Linked DNA regions of Homo sapiens: region 2 is linked to region 1. Evidence: read pairs that join two places in POLR2A ChIA-PET (ENCODE). Cell type or tissue: CD4-positive, alpha-beta T cell. All regions are shown on one strand. Each heading gives the region's core, and the rest is flanking DNA. Links, peaks and the distances in the headings are about the cores only.

The links. ChIA-PET counts read pairs that join two places held together with the same protein. Peaks named below come from ENCODE experiments on the same cell type or tissue, not always from the same donor. Only the 100,000 strongest peaks of a DNase experiment are listed, where the experiment ranks them.
Region 2: POLR2A ChIA-PET joins it to region 1 with 8 read pairs; 1 of 35 experiments calls an interaction of 5 or more read pairs at or near these places.

What each region holds. Positions count from the first base shown.
Region 1 is chr10:45,723,429-45,731,768 of GRCh38, reverse strand. WASHC2C (WASH complex subunit 2C) reads right to left here and starts at 4,503. Exons shown (of 31, transcript NM_001330074.2): 1 at 4,449-4,503; 2 at 4,230-4,352; 3 at 2,743-2,907. The coding sequence starts at 4,451. LOC107984227 (RNA guanine-N7 methyltransferase activating subunit-like) reads left to right here and starts at 4,587. Exons shown (of 1, transcript NR_199876.1): 1 at 4,587-7,017. RefSeq lists enhancers at 3,787-4,531, 4,532-5,277 and a silencer at 4,763-4,812. In CD4-positive, alpha-beta T cell, for the core only: no CTCF peak of the experiment used is centred there; a DNase peak (open chromatin) is centred at 4,608; H3K4me3 peaks cover 1,589 bases; H3K27ac peaks cover 360 bases.
Region 2 is chr10:45,577,486-45,585,825 of GRCh38, reverse strand. It overlaps a transcript of MARCHF8 not described here. Among named protein-coding and RNA genes, the nearest start is that of MARCHF8, 46 kb to the right of the region's middle. In CD4-positive, alpha-beta T cell, for the core only: no CTCF peak of the experiment used is centred there; a DNase peak (open chromatin) is centred at 4,715; H3K4me3 peaks cover 1,617 bases; H3K27ac peaks cover 2,160 bases.

The DNA of each region.
Region 1 (8,340 bases), core at 1-8,000:
AGCAAGTATATTTTTTCAGAGTTTTATTATGCATTAGCTGTTTTCTCAGTATTATCATGCTTTGCCACAAATGAAAAAAACCTATAGCATGTGGCCTTATGGAAGGTCTGGGAAGTAATTAAGATTTGGCAGCGGCAACCAGCACATCCGGAGAAGAGTTCTGGCTGCAGACTGGAAGGCGAAGGGGCATCAAGACTTAACACTAAGGGCCGAGCGCAGTGGCTCGCGCCTGTAATCCTAGCACTTTGGGAGGCTGAAGTAGGATAACTGCTTGAACCCGGGAGGCGGAGGTTGCAATGGGCAGATCGCTTGAGGTCAGAAGTTCAAAAGCAGACTCACCAACATGGTGAAACCCCATCTCTACTAAAAATAGAAAAAAAATTAGCCAGGCCTGGTGGCGGGAGCCTGTAATCCCAACTACATGGGAGGTGTGGGCAGGAGAATTGCTTGAACACGGGAGGCGGATGTTGCAGTGAGCCGAGATGGTGTCACTGCACTCCAGCCTGGATGACAGAGCAAGACTCTGTCTCGGAAGAAAAAAAAAAAAGCTAAGGCTAAAGGGATGGAGAGATGGATGGAAAACAGGAAATCCCCAGTATTGGACAGAAATAAAGAACAATTACCAAAACACAATAAAACAAAACCAAAAAAACTCCACAAAAACTACAACATGGAAAACTCAGAATCTACGAAAACTTGGCTAGAAAAGAGCTGGAGAAAAGATAAGACCTAAGACTGTGATTGAGAAAAATTGTATGATGTTCCCCATTTCTTCCCACTGAAGTATTGATCTGGTACCAATCTAGTACCAATCTGGTACAGGCACACTGGGTACAAAGTAAACTTCCCTTGCCGGGCGCCGTGGCTCAGGCCTGTAATCCCAGCACTTTGGGAGGTCGAGGTGGGCGGATCACGAGGTCAGGAGATCGAGATCATCCTGGCTAACTCGGTGAAACCCCGTCTCTTCTAAAAATACAAAAAATTAGCCAGGCGTGGTGGCACGCGCCTGTAGTCCCAGCTACTTGGAAGGTTGAGGCAGGAGAATGGCGTGAACCCGGGAGGCGGAGCTTGCAGTGAGCGGAGATCGCACCACTGCACTCCAGCCTGGGTGACAGAGTGAGACTCCATCTCAAAAAAAAAAAGAAACTTCCCAAATCCTTTGGGACTCTGGTGCTGCAGCACTGACTGCAGAGAAGTGCTGACTACCTGATCCAGCAAGAAAAGTACAGAATGAAAAGAACAGGAGTGCTTAAAAGGACACCAAATTAATCTTGATGAAAACATTATGGGGCTGTGCACACCAGAGAAGTTGAGTCTAGAGTCCCTGACTTTTCCAGTGAGATAGTCAGGACCAAGCATGGACATTCTGTGTAAACAATCAGAAAACTACTGATTTTACTTGAATACTTTTTTTTTTTTTTGAGACGGAGTTTCGCTCTTATTGCCCAGGCTGGAGTACAATGGCAGGATCTCGGCTCACCGCAACCTCCGCCTCCCAGGTTCAAGCGATTCTCCTGCCTCAGCCTTCCCAAGTAGCTGGGATTACAGGCATGCGCCACCATGCCCGGCTAATTTTGTATTTTTTTAGTAGAGACGGGGTTTCTCCATGTTGGTCAGGCTGGTCTCGAACTCCCAACCTCAGGTGATCCACCCGTCTTGGCCTCCCAAAGTGCTGGGATTACAGGCATGAGCCACCACGCCTGGCCGAATACTTGTTATTTTTCAAACTCATAAGTACTCCTTTGCTGTTAAAGGAAATAACTGGCAAAGAGATCTCTAACACCTTTATTAATGTCTTTATTTTATATATAGCTCTCCAAAAAAAGACAGGAAGTGGCATTTAACTTGAGCTATTAAAAAATGCACAAACATGCTGCACAAGTTGACTACATGGCATTCTCTTAACTATTCTAAATCTTGGGCTTTTTTAATAATTTTGTGATTCTGAAAATTTTATTACTTTATATCTAACAATCTCGGGAGATCGCTTACTTTAATAATCCTTTTTCCACAAATGAATGCTGATATTCAGAAAGTTGGGACACCCTATGAGAAACACAGGTCTGTTACCTAAGCTTCCTCTCCATCCTCATCTCTTAAGTCTCCACTCTGCTCCAGCCATACTTACTTCCTTTGTATGCTGGAATTATACTATTTGCCAAGGGAGAGGCTCTATCTAATTTACCTATGTATTCCTACCACCTAGAAGAAACAGTAAATAGACAGAAATCACACATAGATTTAAGCTCAGTAATCTGTTTACAGTTGATTCCATATTGTAAGTTCGGCCATCATAAACTTTAGTTGAGAATATTGCAAGCAGACATATATATCCCCTGAATATAATTTATCAGAACAGAATGACCCCAATCAACAACTGAAACCATATGCTGGTGTCCAGAGGGTCTAACCAGGTAAACAGCTGTCCTTACAGATCACGCCACAACAAAGGCAGTGTGAGTGCCACACAATTCAGCACAATTGCTGACTACTCTCAAAACGACAAAAGATGGAAGCACTGAAGTATAAGAAAATTTTATCATTAGACTTTTTTAGAGGCTTGGAAAAAAGGACTTAAAACTTTACAAATAAAAAAGAGGCGTTAATCCCAGAGAAAAAAGCTACAATTACCAAGAACCACACTTCCACCAAAATTTAGGAGGGAACCTAACAGTAAGTTATTTAAAATTACAATATCTCCTACTCCCAAAAAAGGAATTATAATATAACTAAATAACTCACATTCTCTATGAACTGGGTATTAGAGAGCATAAGGAAGTCATTGAAGACATTATGCAGGCGACAATCTGTGGCTTTGGTTTCCCGGATTAGTCCGTCCACTTGTTTCTTGATTTCATGGGTCCTAGAGATAGTTTGCTGTGAGAATTCCTGTAGAAACTGTAGTAGCTATTTTAAAAAATAAACATACAGTAGTATCAATGTTACATGTAACTATTCTGCATGTCACATCAAAAAAGAACCCATTTCCTTTCACCTTTGAGTGTTAGAATGTGAAAGAAATGCTTTTTTTTTTTTTTGAGAGAGAGTTTCACTCTGTTGCCTGGGCTGGAGTACAGTGGCGCCATCTCGGCTCACTGCACCTCCCGCGTTCAAGCGATTCTCCTGCCTCAGCCTCCCGAGTAGCTGGAATTACAGGTGCCCGCCACAACGCCCAACTAATTTTGTGTATTTTTAGTAGAGACGGGGTTTCACCATGTTGGCCAGGCTGGTCTCGAACTCCTGACCTCGTGATTCGCCCACCTCGGCCTCCCAAAGTGCTAGGATTACAGGTGTGAGCCACTGTGCCCGGCCGGAATGCTGGTTTGACAAGTACTAAAACCAAGTGACATTGGAAAACACTAAGAAAGCTCATCAAAAGAGTGGCAGTGAGCTAATGGACACCTATCTCGTTTCTGGAAAAATTTAAAATCCCTTTTTGGCACTGGGTATGGTGGCTCACGCTTGTAATCCAACACTTTGGGAGGCTGAGGCAGGGTTATCGCTAGAGTCCAGGAGTTGCAGACCAGTCTGGGCAACATAGCAAGACCCCCATCTCTACTAAAATTAAATAAATAAACAAATCAGACAGGTGTGGTGGACGCCTATAGTCCCAGCTACTCAGGACGCTGAGGTGAGAGGATCACCTGAACCCCAGAGGATTCAGTGAGCCAAGATCGAGCCACTTGCACTCCAGCCTGGGCGACAGGGCAAAACCCTGTCTCCTTTTAAAAGTCCTCTTTGGTTGTCAATCTACAGAGATCACAGACCAAGGGTTAGCTAATCAACCACCACTCTTATTCAAAAATCCTATTCATTTGGGACTCGAACAGTTCTGAGCTTTTTGGGCCCCCGATTTGAAGAATCCCATTAAAGGATATCCACATACTGGCTTGTTTCCCACCCCATTTAGTCCAGGTCCCAACAGGAATCGCCTCCCTAGTGCCCGAGCAATCCCTCAGTGTGGCGGAAACGGATCTCCCCTCCGGATGGAGCTGAGCCAGAAACCCCATGAAGGGAACGTCGCGTCTGGGCCACGGTCAGGGTCTGCCCCTCTCCCTGGTGGCCGGGGACTGCCAGGGTGGCATTCTCGGGGGCTAAACGGGGCGTGTGTTCCTAAGAGGGCAGGCAACGGGACGGGCCAGGTGCAGGGGCAGTCGCGGTCCGGCCCTCCTGCGCGCAAGCCAAGCGTCACCCCTGCCGCTCTCGCGTCCCCGGGGCCCGCCTCTCACGCCCGCGTCGGCCGCCAGCGACCAGCTCTGGCTGCTCCTGCGGATCTCCTCCACCGACCACGGCCGCTCCCACACGGGCTCCGACGCCGGCACCAGCTCCTGGTCGGGGGTCGTCCGGTTCATCTGCAGCGAAAAAAACGAGAAGAGAGGCTGAGCCTGAGGGCGGCAGGGACGGCGGCCCCAGCCCAGGCCGGCCCCTCTCCGGCCCGCCGCCCTCACCATCCCAGCCGCCCGGCTCGGTGGGCTCCGAGGCTGCCAGCACAGGCCGAGGACCGCAGAGCCCCGGAAGCCTAGCCCCAGCCAAGCTGCCCGGGGCGTGACCGGCCTCACGTGACCTGATGTCACGTGACAGAACCCGCACGTGATCCGACCTGCGATGCTGAGGGGAGGAAGCTGCGGAAGTGGACTGGGACTGGAGTTTGGGGTTCTACCCTAGGTTGGGGCGGAGGAAGCTGGAGGATAGGGGCTGACGCCAGGAACGCTGCAGAGGCGGGTTGGGCGGGGGGCGCTGCCGCCCAAGGCCCGAGGCAGCGGCGCGGGATCGGCCAAAGCACCGGCCGCCAGTTCGGCGGGTCTGGAGAGAGGGGACCTCAAGCAGCCAGTGGAGCAACCAGCCTGGGAGCCTTCGACGTAGGCGCTGTGGGCGAAGGAAAAGGCCTGGCCTGCTGCCTCTTCTCTTGCAGCAAAATCCGCTGCTGTGAAGGAGCTGGTAGGCGGACGCTCTGTAGATAAGAGAATCCCTGATCTGCCTGGGCATCATCTTGCTCTTTATGACCTGCTTGGCTGCCACTGTGTAGGGCCTGCTTAAAGTCCTTTGCACTCTCAGCATTCCCCTCAAGTTCAAGGACAAGCTTCTCATTATGGCAGGCATAAAACTCTTTATAATTCGTCCTCCACTCTCCCAGCTCAGGGCTCCAGCTGTTGTCTCACACTTCCTTGAAGTTCCCTCTGCTGAGTCGCCCTTGTGCCTGACCAACTTACTTACTAAAATAAAAATCCCAATTTCTTTCCAGTCATGTGTGCCCAAGGGCGAGTTATTTAACTTTTCTGAGCTTTCCTCAGTAAAACGAAGCTACATATCTTGCAAGGATGTGATATTAAAGTTATGATATTGTAAAACAGGTGCCACGGTGCTTGGCCTAGGGTGAGCCTTCAACCTAGAACATACCACTGTCCCCATGCACCTTGCTCACACACCCAATCCCAGACTTTTCTTTTGTAGTCACCTCAGTTATCACCTCATTAAATAACCTGATTACCCCAAGTACAGCTTAAGTGACTTAAGTTATTTTCTATGGCTAGCGGAAGGGTCTCCGCTACATTGGAGAGCTGGGGTGGTCTGGAGTTCCACGGTGTGGTGGGCCAGAGGCCACCTCTCCTGCGGTCTCTTAGTGTCTCGCTGGCGGGGTTCGGCCCGAGCTAGATAGACACAGCCCTTGGCGGATTTAAACAACCTAAACATTAAACAATACAGCTGCCTCAAATCTTTGGGAATTTCAGAATGACTGACACTGCCAAAGCTGTTCCAAATTTTGAAGAGATGTTTGCTAGTAGATTCACAGAAGATGACGAGGAGTATCAGGAATACTTGAAACGCCCTCCTGAGTCCTCTCCAATTGTTGAGGAATGGAATAGCAGAGCTGGTGGGAACCAAAGAAACAGAGACAATCGGTTGCAAGATAGCAGACAGTTCAGAGGCAGGGACGGCAGATGGGGGTGGCCAAGTGACAATCGATCCAATCAGTGGCGTGGACAATCCTGCGGTAACAATTACCCGCAACACAGACAAGAACCTTACTATCCCGACCAATATGGACATTAAGGTTACAACCAGCTGCCCCCTTACGATAGAAATGTTGGCAGCTTTTAGTAAAAGCATTTACTGTGTTACCACGACAAAAGTTTGGGTGTCTTCTGTCGGTCATAGTTGGTTTTTTTTGTTGTCGTTTGTTTGTTTGTTTGTTTGTTTTTGAGACGGAGTCTCTCTCTGTCGCCCAGGCTGGAGTGCAGTCTCGGCTCACTGCAAGGTCCGCCTCCCAGGTTCATGCCATTCTCCTGCCTCAGCCTCCCGAGTAGCTGTGACTACAAGAGCCCGCCACCACGCCTGGCTAATTTTTTGTATTTTTAATAGAGACAGGGTTTCACTGTGTTAGCCAGGATGGTCTCGATCTCCTGACCTCGTGATCCGCCCGCCTCAGCCTCCCAAAGTGCTGGGATTACAGGCGTGAGCCACTGCGCCCGGCTCGGTCATAGTTTTACATCTGATTTTACAGAATGGATTATTGATTTTTTGGAAGTTGAGACTTTAAAAAAAAATACATCTTACTTGCGAGATGCGATGGTTGCTGGGAATACCTGAAATTGTGGATTATATTGCTTGACTTCTACCTCAGAGTCTTCGTTTCATGACTTAATAGTGTTTTGAGTTTGGTATATTTTTCTTATTTGACCTCCAGGAATTCTTCGTTTTACACAGATATAAAAATTTTAAAATAGAAAATGCTTGCTTTTACTTTGTAAGGTAAGAGAGTATCCACATGCTTAGATGTGCTCGTTTCTAAAATTCTAGAGGTTAATACAATCAGCTCATGAATGCACAGCTATGCTTCTTGTGATAGATTGTACATAACATCAGCAGTTGAAAGGTAAAACAATTGCTTTTTTTTTTTTTTTGCTTTTGTTACGTGACTATGGTACTTTGTGATTCCTTACTCTATAATGAGTCGCTCCACATTTATTTGGGTCTCTTTTTAGAGGGAAATCAGTAATAAAGCTGTAAAATAAATAAGGAAAAAAGTTGTTTTTGATGTATTTATCCTAAGGTATTACATTGTATTGTAATCATTTAAATATCAGTCTCTCCTTTAATAATAGCTAACATTTATCAAGTGTTCAGTATTTACCACTTTATACATTGTTCATTTAATTCACACAATGACTATGAGGGAGGAAATATTATTTCCAAATTATAGTTGAGGAAACTGAGGTACAGAAAGGAGAAGTAACTTACTTATGATTAGGTAACCAGGAAAGAGGCAGACCCGAGAACACACACTGTGAGCCAATATGTTACAGTAACCTATAACAGTGTTAACACTAAGGCTGGGCTGGCGTGGTGGCTCACACCTGTAATCCCAGCACTGTGGGAGGCCAAGGCGGTTCGAGACCAGCCTGGGAAACATGGTGAAACCCCATATCTACAAAAAAAAAAAATTAGCTGGACATGGCGGCATAGATCTGTAGTTCGAGCTACTCAGGAGAATGAGGTGGAATGATCGCTTGAGCCCCTGAGACCAAGGTTGCAGTCAGCCGAGATTGCACCACTCCACTCCAGCCTGGAAGAAGACTAAGACTGCTGTCTGCAAAAACAGTCTTAGAGTCTTAAGGGGACTTCATTTTTAAGTCACCATCTACCAACCTCTTCCACTTCCCCCACATTCATTAAAACACACACACACGCGCGCGCGCACGCACGCACACACATACACACTTTAGAACTTGGAACTTGGTTGGTAAAATTGAGGCGAGCCAATTACCAAACTTGGATTTTATGTAACACCATCATGGGTAACTTCAGTGGCCACGAACTTAACACCCTTAATCTACGTCCCACACCCTGGAATTTATCACTGAAACATTGTGACTCCAAAATCTGAATTTCTCCTGAATAGAGTAGCCCATTTATTTATTTATTTGTCTGTTTGGAGACAGAGTCTTACTCTGACGCCCAGGCTGGAGTGCAGTGGCACGATCTTGGCTCACTGCAACCTCCACCTCCTGGGTTCAAGTGACTCTCGTGCCTCAGCTTCCCAAGTAGCTAGGATTACAGGCGTGTGCCACCATGCCCAGCTAATTTTTGTATTTTTAGTGGAGACAAGGTTTTGCCATATTGGCCAGGCTGGTCTTAAACTCCGGACTTCAGGTGATCCACCTGCCTCACCCTCTCAAAGTTCTCCGATTGCAGGCGTGATTCACAATGCCTGGCCACAAACTGTTTTTCAAAACAGTACAGTATAGTGAGTAAAAGCACTAGCTTATGCAACAGGTTGGTTTTGTGTGCTGCAGCTAACCTCAAAGTTGTAAGGATTAAATTAGATAATAAAGTGCTTTT
Region 2 (8,340 bases), core at 143-8,142, 150 kb after region 1:
CATCTTTGCCAAAGAAAAGAAGTTTTTTTTGTTATGTAGAAGTTTGATTATCTAGATGTTTTCATTTTTCAAATATTGAATAGATATTACAATATTTATAAATTATGTATAGAATGTAAGTGCTGTTATTCTGTAATCACCAGTTAGGAACAATCTACATTACTTTTGATGCCCTTCATCTCTCTTCTCTGATCCCATTCTGTTATGTTCCCAGAGACATAACTGCTACCCTGAATTTTGTTTTTATTATTTCATTGCTATAGTTTTACCACATTTGTATCTCTAAGCTGTGTTGTTTTGCCCTGCATGCTGTTGAACTTTATGACTAGAATTGTATTGTGGGTAAACTTCTTTCATTTGCTTTTTTATTCCGTATGAGATTTGAGACTCATTCATATTTTTGTATGGCCGTAGTTCATTGGTGTCTCCTTGTCTTATTGTGTTACATTATGAATATTCCACAATTTGTCCTTTGTAGTACTGATGAATGACTGGATTGTCCATTTTTTTTCTATCATGAGCAGTGGTGATGTGAACATTGTGCATGTCTTTTTATGCTCTTGGGCAAGAGTTTCTCTTTGTGTATGGTCAGGTGTATAGCTGCTGGGTTGTAGGATAATGCATTTCTTCAACTTTTCTAGAAGTAGTAGTTTTCTGTTGCTGTGTAACTAATTACCACAAACTTAGAGGCTTAAAACAACACACATTTTAAAATCTCATGGTCCTATAGGTCAGAAATGCAGTAGGCTTGGCTGGGTTATCTGCTCTGGGTCTTAGGAGGCTGAAATCAAGTTGTCAGTAGGACTGCATTCTTTTCTGGAGGCTCTGGAGATAAATCAACTCCCACACTTATTTGGGTTGTTGGTAGAATTCAGTTCATATGGTTGTAGGACTGAGGTCCATGTGTCCTTGCTGGATGTTAGCTGATGGTCGTTCTCAGCTTCTACAGGCCATACATTTCTTGCCTTGTGATCCTCTTTCTTTCTTCATCTTCAAAGCCGGCAATAGGAGGTTGAATCTCTCTCATGCTTTGAATCTCTCTGACTCATATTTTTTTCCTTCTCTAGATGGAGACCATTCTCTGCTTTTAAGGGCTCATATGATTTGATTGGGTCCACTGGGATAATCTAGATTACTCTATTTTATCTCCGTGGTCCTTTCACAGCTATACTCAAATTAGTGTTTGAATAACCAGGGGCAGGAATCTTGGAGGACTATCTTTAGATTTCTGACTACCACTGTATATAATGTTGTTTTCCATAGTGGTGGTACCAGTATGCATTTACCTTAGCAGACATTGGAGTTCTTGTTCCATGTCCTTAATATTGTCACTTAATATTGTCAGATATTTAGGCTGAGAAGTGGTATCTCATGGTGTTTTTAATCTGTGGGTCCATAATCTGTGGGTCCATATTTATCCATAAGTAAAGATAGTTTTATTTTGTTGCTTTTTAAAAAGTTTTACATAAATAATTTTATTCTGTATGTATTCTCTAACATGTGAGATTTTCCCTCAGATTTGTGCTTTTGTGGTTTGAGTTTTAATAACTACTGTATGGTGTTTTATTGTATGAATAGATCACAATTTGTTCATTCTTTCATTGATGAAAATTTAGATTGTTTCTTAGTTCTTGTGAATGTGTGAGAGAATTTCTTGATATATATATATATATATATATATATATATATATATATATATGATTGTATATATGTTGGTAGAATCTAGAAGTGGAAATCATGTGCATCTTCCCTGTTTTACTATATAGACTTACAAAAAGTAGATTCTTTCCTTTCCTCCTTTTTTTTTTTTTTTTTTTTTGGAAATGAAGTCTCGCTCTGTCACCCAGGCTGGAGTGCAGTGGCACGATCTTGGCTCACTGCAACCTCCGCCCCTCCAGGTTTAAGCAATTCTCTGCCTCAGCCTCCGGAGTAGCTGGGATTGCAGGCGCGTGCCATCACCTTCCCTCCATTCTTTTTTGCTTTCTTTTGTTACTGCTTTTATCCAATCTGACAAGCATATGTCTTTATTGTCTTTAAAAGAGCTACACAGGTAATGTCACAATGCTAAAAAAGTCAAATACTGTAAGTACATAAAGAAAAAGTCTCATCTAGTTATACTGGGTATTTTAATAAAAGTAGCATCATACTACATACTATATTTTGAAATATGCTTTTTCACCTAGATCAATACATACAGATCCGCATTCTTTTAATAATGATGTAGTATTCCTTTGCAGGTTGAGTTTTATTTACTATTCTATACTTAGTACCTAGCAATCAATAAATATTTGTGGGATGAGTGTGAAGAATATATGGGTACATATATTCATGAATTATTCAGCCCTTCCCCTGTTAGTTGATATTTAGTGTGCTCTGATTTGTATCTTTTAAAATGGTGTCACAGTGATCATTCTCATATATATATCTTTGAACATTTATGGGTGTATTCTTAGTCTAGAGCCCTAGAAGTGGAATTGCCTGGTCAAAGGAGATTTAAATTGGATAGTGGCAATTGGTTGTCCCGTTTTTATTTCAGTCTGTACTCCCACTAATGGTGTTTTGGTGTTCTTTCCCCTATTCACTTGCCTACAACATTATCTATTACCGATCCCTTATTTTTCTGTATCTTAAAATTAATGTTGAAATTTTTATCAAAATAATACTTGGACATTGTTTAAAAATAGCGAGCATAAAGTCTTGCAATGAAAAATAGAGGCAAACTCTATTCTTGTTATAATACCTATTTTTAATATTTCTAAACATTTTATTCCACTGTTATTTGTTTATCCACTTTAAATATTATGCATTGCCTTCCCAGTTTGATAGGTGAGGATTTGGACATCTTAAACTCCTCATTTACCATTTCCCACTCTCTGACTGTGGTTACATCCGTATTTTTAGTGAAATCAATAAGAAATATTTAGTTAGTGACAACTTAACTATTCATCTGCAAAGCCAGGTAGTAGTCTATGACTACATTTCCTTTCTTATGTATTTTTTAAGTTAAGTTACCTAGTTTTTTTCACCTGCATCACTTTTTAATACAGATTCTTGGTAGATGGATCATCTTTTCTCTCAGTATTTATATTTTTATAAAACAAAAACTGTCAATCCTTTCACACAACATCTGTACAACTTGATACAGTTCTGAGGGGCGAAAGAGTTAGGAAACTTGAATTCTGCTCCTGACTTTTCTGAATAGCTTGACCTCTGGCAAGCAGCCTTGCCTCACCTCTCTCTGCCTTGTTTACTCATTTATAAAAATGGGATTGGGTTTGAACTGGCTGGTCTCTGATTCCTTTCAGTTCTGCCATTCTGGTTTTTTTGGTCTCCTGTTTAATCTTAATTGTATCACTTAAATAGCTAACTGTAACAGCTTGTGGGGGGAGTGCATTTTACAACTTGGAGAAGAAAAAGGCTTGGATGAGAAAGACAAGATAATATGGAAACTTGAAGGGCTGCTGTATAGAGAATAATTAGGCTGGTTTCATGTGATTCAAAACTAATAGCTGTAGTTGAACGGGAGGTGCTCTGGATTCAGCATAATGGACACACTCCTAACAGTTAATTCCTGTCCAACATTGAAGGGGGCCACCTTAAGTGGTGGGTATTTCCTAACACTGAAAGGACAGAGGTCAAGGTAGATAGGCAAAATGATGCTTTAGAGACAGGTTGAAGTTATTTAAGTCCCAGCCAGCCAGGGATAGTACTGGATGGCTTCTCTAACCTTTTGGCCTCCCATAGGTGGACATTATGGCATGATAAGGTTGTTAAAATAATTTTAAAAAACATATTGTGGCGTGACTCATTGGTCATTACTTTAACCAAATTATAATAATGATGATTCATATACTTTTTTGAAAATCTGCTTTTTTTTTTTTTTTGGTTGAAGTGCCTAAGTACTGTTCTCAGTTTTGAAAATGTTACTCCTTTAAGTCTTGTGTAGTTCTTGATGATTCATCTGGGAAAGCAGCCCTTTTCTTCTTTTTGAGTGATCTTTGAAAGCTTGACACTTTCCCCGTAAACTAAGCTGGGAACTTTGAGTTTGAGTTTTTAGTTGCCACAACTGTGGGGGTGCTAATGGCACCTAGTAGGAAGGGCCTGTTGAGATACACAGCTAAATTAAATTTGTCATTGATTATGTGGGTGTGTTGCCAAGTTTTCTGGAGATGTTTACCAGTCTGGGCAATTTTGATAGTATTATCTTCTTACAGTTTCTGCTGTGAAGCAGTCTTTGAAGAAATATAAGATATTTATAGGAGCAAGCCCTTGGGGAAAAAAGCATTCTTACTAGTTTTATTTGATTAATTAATTAATTACAATGCCCTCATTCCCAATTCTTGAGGTAGAATTTTGATCACCTTAGCATCTGAGTGAGGAGGTAATGTGTGTGTTTACATTTCCTGAACTACCTCAGGTCTCCTCTAACCACTGGGTGTCTTGTTCCTGCTGAATTGTACTGTGCAGTAGACTCCACTGTATTAGTGGATGCATCAGTCTGTGGTAGGATTTCTTGACCTTAGCTCTGCTGACAGTTGGGGTTGGATAATTCTTTGTTGTGGGGAACTGTTCTGTGTATTGTAGGATGTTCAGTAGCATCCCTGGCCTCTTCCTACTAGGTGCCATTAGCACCACCACAATTGTGGCAACTAAAAATATCTCCAAGACACTGGCAAAATCCCCTGGGGTGATAAACTGCCCCTGTTGAGAACCACAGACTTACGAATACCGCTCAGCTGGTCCTCTGCCATGGTTAAGGTCTTCCTACTCTTGTCTGGTTTCTCCGTGTTCCCAGCCTTGCTCACAGCCTCCTCTTACCTGACTGTGCTCTGCTTAGCTAATTAGGCAGAAAGTTGCCAAGTAGAAGGTGGAATCAGTGGGGAATAGGGCAGAGCTGGAGTCAGGTGTGGCCCTGGGTAGGGGCTAAGCTCTGGCAGCACACAGATGGGTGTGTTTTTTTGTGGTAGCTAAGATTAGACTGCTAAAGCAAATGATCTTTGACATGAAAATAAACTGACAATACCACCGGTGGTCCTAGCGCACAATACTAATCAGGTATGTGGTATCTTTATATTGTCTCAAGCCTGCCTTGGAGTCTGTTGTTAACGAAAGCTCCAAGCATGTTTCCTCCTTAATGTTTTTATTTGAAAGAAGCAAAGAAAAGTGAAACTGGTTCTTGACGAACTTCATATTCAATATAGTTTCAGTTTTCAGGTGACTTAAATAGCTAGATACATTTTTTACATATATGAAATGAGGTGGGAGAGTTTGTAAATTTGAAGCAGCAAATGTTTACTGAATGCAGCCAGGTATGGTGCCATGGCCTCAAGAAATACTTGGAGTGCACAGGGAGTGAGACAGGCACCATCATGTAAGCGGTGGTAGTTCACAGATGGTGAGGGGTGAGATCTCATAAACTGGAGACTGGGACAGGTGTTCATATTCCCTACTTATTTTCATTTTCAAACAGTCACTGTTTATAATATGTCTGTTCTGAGCTTTATGAATTTTTTTTTTTACTTAAGATCATCCTAACTGCCCATTTTGTAAACTTTATTCTCTTAACATTTATTATGTCATATTTCCTGATTTTAAATAACTTCTAATGACTGCATATTGCGTTTTGTGGTTATATCCTAAGTTGTTTACGTAATGATTTCGCTATTGTTTAATGTGGATTATTTTAAGAATTTTGCTATTATAGTTATCATTTGATGAATATCTTCAGCATAAATTTTAGTCCACAGTTTAGATTATTTCTTTCAGATAGTGTCATGAAGTAGAATACTGTGGATTTTTTTTTTTTTTTTTTTTTTTTTTTTGGAGACGGAGTCTTTCAGGCTGGAGTGCAGTGGTATGATCTCGGCTCACTGCAACCTCCGCCTCCCGAGTTCAAGCAATTCTCCTGTCTCAGCCTCCCGAGTAGCTGGGATTACAATGCCCGCCACCACGTCCGGCTAACTTTTGTATTTTTAGTAGAGACAGGGTTTCACCATGTTGGCCAGGCTGGTCTCGAACTCCTGATCTCAGGTAATCCACCCACCTCTGCCTCCCAAAGTGCTGGGATTATAGGCGTGAGCCACCACGCCTGGCCTGGTGTGGATATTTTTAAGGCTCTTGATTCATATTGCTGAACTGCTTTCCTAAAAGATTCTAATTAATGCTTCCACTAGCAAGGTGTTGAGTGGCCATTTTAGGACATCCTTGCCAATGTTGATGTTTTCTAAAAAGAAAATTACCGATTTAACAGGTGGAAAACATCTCATCTTTCATTGACTTTTTGTTTTTGCTTTCCTTTAAAACTTCATTAGCTTCTTTTGTGCAGTTGGCTGTACATGTCCTTTTCCTGTTAATCTTTTGGAGGGGTTATAGTGCTTTTTAAAAGAAATTTGCTTTATATAGCTTGTTTATATATGAAAGGTAGTGACTTTTTGTCTGTCATTTTTGTAAAAAAAAAAAGCTTACCTAGTTTTCTAGTTATGTCTTTTGCTTTATGTGTAACTTACAGAAAAAATACACAAAGAATATAGAGAATTACTACATATAATTTACTAAGATTCACCAGTTGTTTGTATTTTACCTCATTAGCTTTATCACTCTTTCCCCCTTTCTTTTTATGCATATATGTGAATGTATTTTTTGTGATTCATTTGAGTTTAAGTTGTATAAGTCCTAAGAATACTTCAACATGTATTTCTAAGAGCCAGGGTATTCTCTTGCATAACCACAGTAAAATTAGCAGTCAAGAAATTTAACAATTGGTACGGTGTTGTTATCTAATTCATAGTGCAGTTTCAACAGTTGTCCCTATAATGTCCTTTATTGCCCTTTTGTTTTCCATGTCCAGTATCCAGTCCTGAATCGCCATGAAATTATCATATTTCTTTAGTCTCCTTTAATCTGGAGTACTTTGTTAACCTTTCATTGTCATTCTTGACATTGATCTTTTGGAAGAGTACAGATCAGTTATTTTTTTAGAATGTCCCTCACTTTTTACTTGTCTGAAATTTCCTCATGGTTAGATTCAGTTCATGCATTTTATGCAAGGATAACAAAAAAGTGATTTTTATTTTTCTCAGTGCAGCATATTAGGAGCAACCTGATGTCAGTTTGTTCTAATATTGCTGATAACATCAAACAGTTGGTTTAGTTGGTATCTGCCAGATTTCTCTACTGCCATGATACTGTTTTTCTCTTTGAAGTTAATATTTGTTGACAATGTGTTAATATCCTGTTCCTCATCAAACTTTCACCCACTAGTTTTAGCGTCCAGTGATGACTTTCCAACTGCATGCTTCCTTCTGTAGCTATTGATTGGCATTCTACTGTAAGGAAGACCTTTCCCTCCTCCCTCCACATCCCATTTATTTATTTGTTCAATTATTTATTTGAATGATTCATATACATATTCTTATTTAGTGGTCTGTAACTCATTACTGTTATTATCTTGATACTAAAATCATCCCAAATTTGGTCTGTGTAAACTCTTTCAAACTGGCTTCTGTGTTTTCATATGTCTCCAGAATTCTTTGAGTACCTATTTACTTTCTGGTGCAACAAGATGATCTGGGCTCATTTTGTATGGCCCACCCCTCAAATCAGCTTTTCTTCGAGGAGTATTGTTACTATTAGTGAGGAAAAAATGGTATTTGGAAATCAAGATCTGGATATATGATGTGCTTATTGTGACTGATGTGTCATTATTTCTAGGCCTACTCAGTGGCCACAGCTAGGATATGTTTGTTTGTGTGTAAATAGATATATGTATATCCATATTTTAATTTTTTATTAAACAATTTTTTTAGAGACAGGGTCTCACTCTGTCTCCTAGGCTGGAATGCAGTGGTATGATCATAGCTCACTGTAACCTCGAACTCCTGGGCTCAAGCAAATCCCCCTACCTTGGTTTCCCAAGTAGCTAGGACTACAGACATGGGCCACCATGCCCAGCTATTTTTAAAATTTTTAGTAGAGATGGGATCTTGCTGTATTCTCCAGGCTGGTCTTAACTCCTAGCCACAGGCAGTCCTCTGCTTTGGCCTCCTTAAAGTGGTAGGATTACAGATACTTATTTTAAATTTATATATCTTAGTTCGTTATGCTGCTATAACAAAATACCTGAGACTGGGTAATTTATAAACAGTGGAAATTGATTTCTTATGGTTCTAGCAGCTGGGAAGTTCAAGGCACCAGCATTCATTCTCTGGTGAGGGCCTTCTTGCTGTATCTTCGTGTGATGGAAAAGTGGAAGGGCAAAAGGGCTGACTAGCTCCTCCAGCCCTTTTTTAAATAATATTTTTAATTTTTAATTTTTGTGGGCACATAGTAGGTATATATATA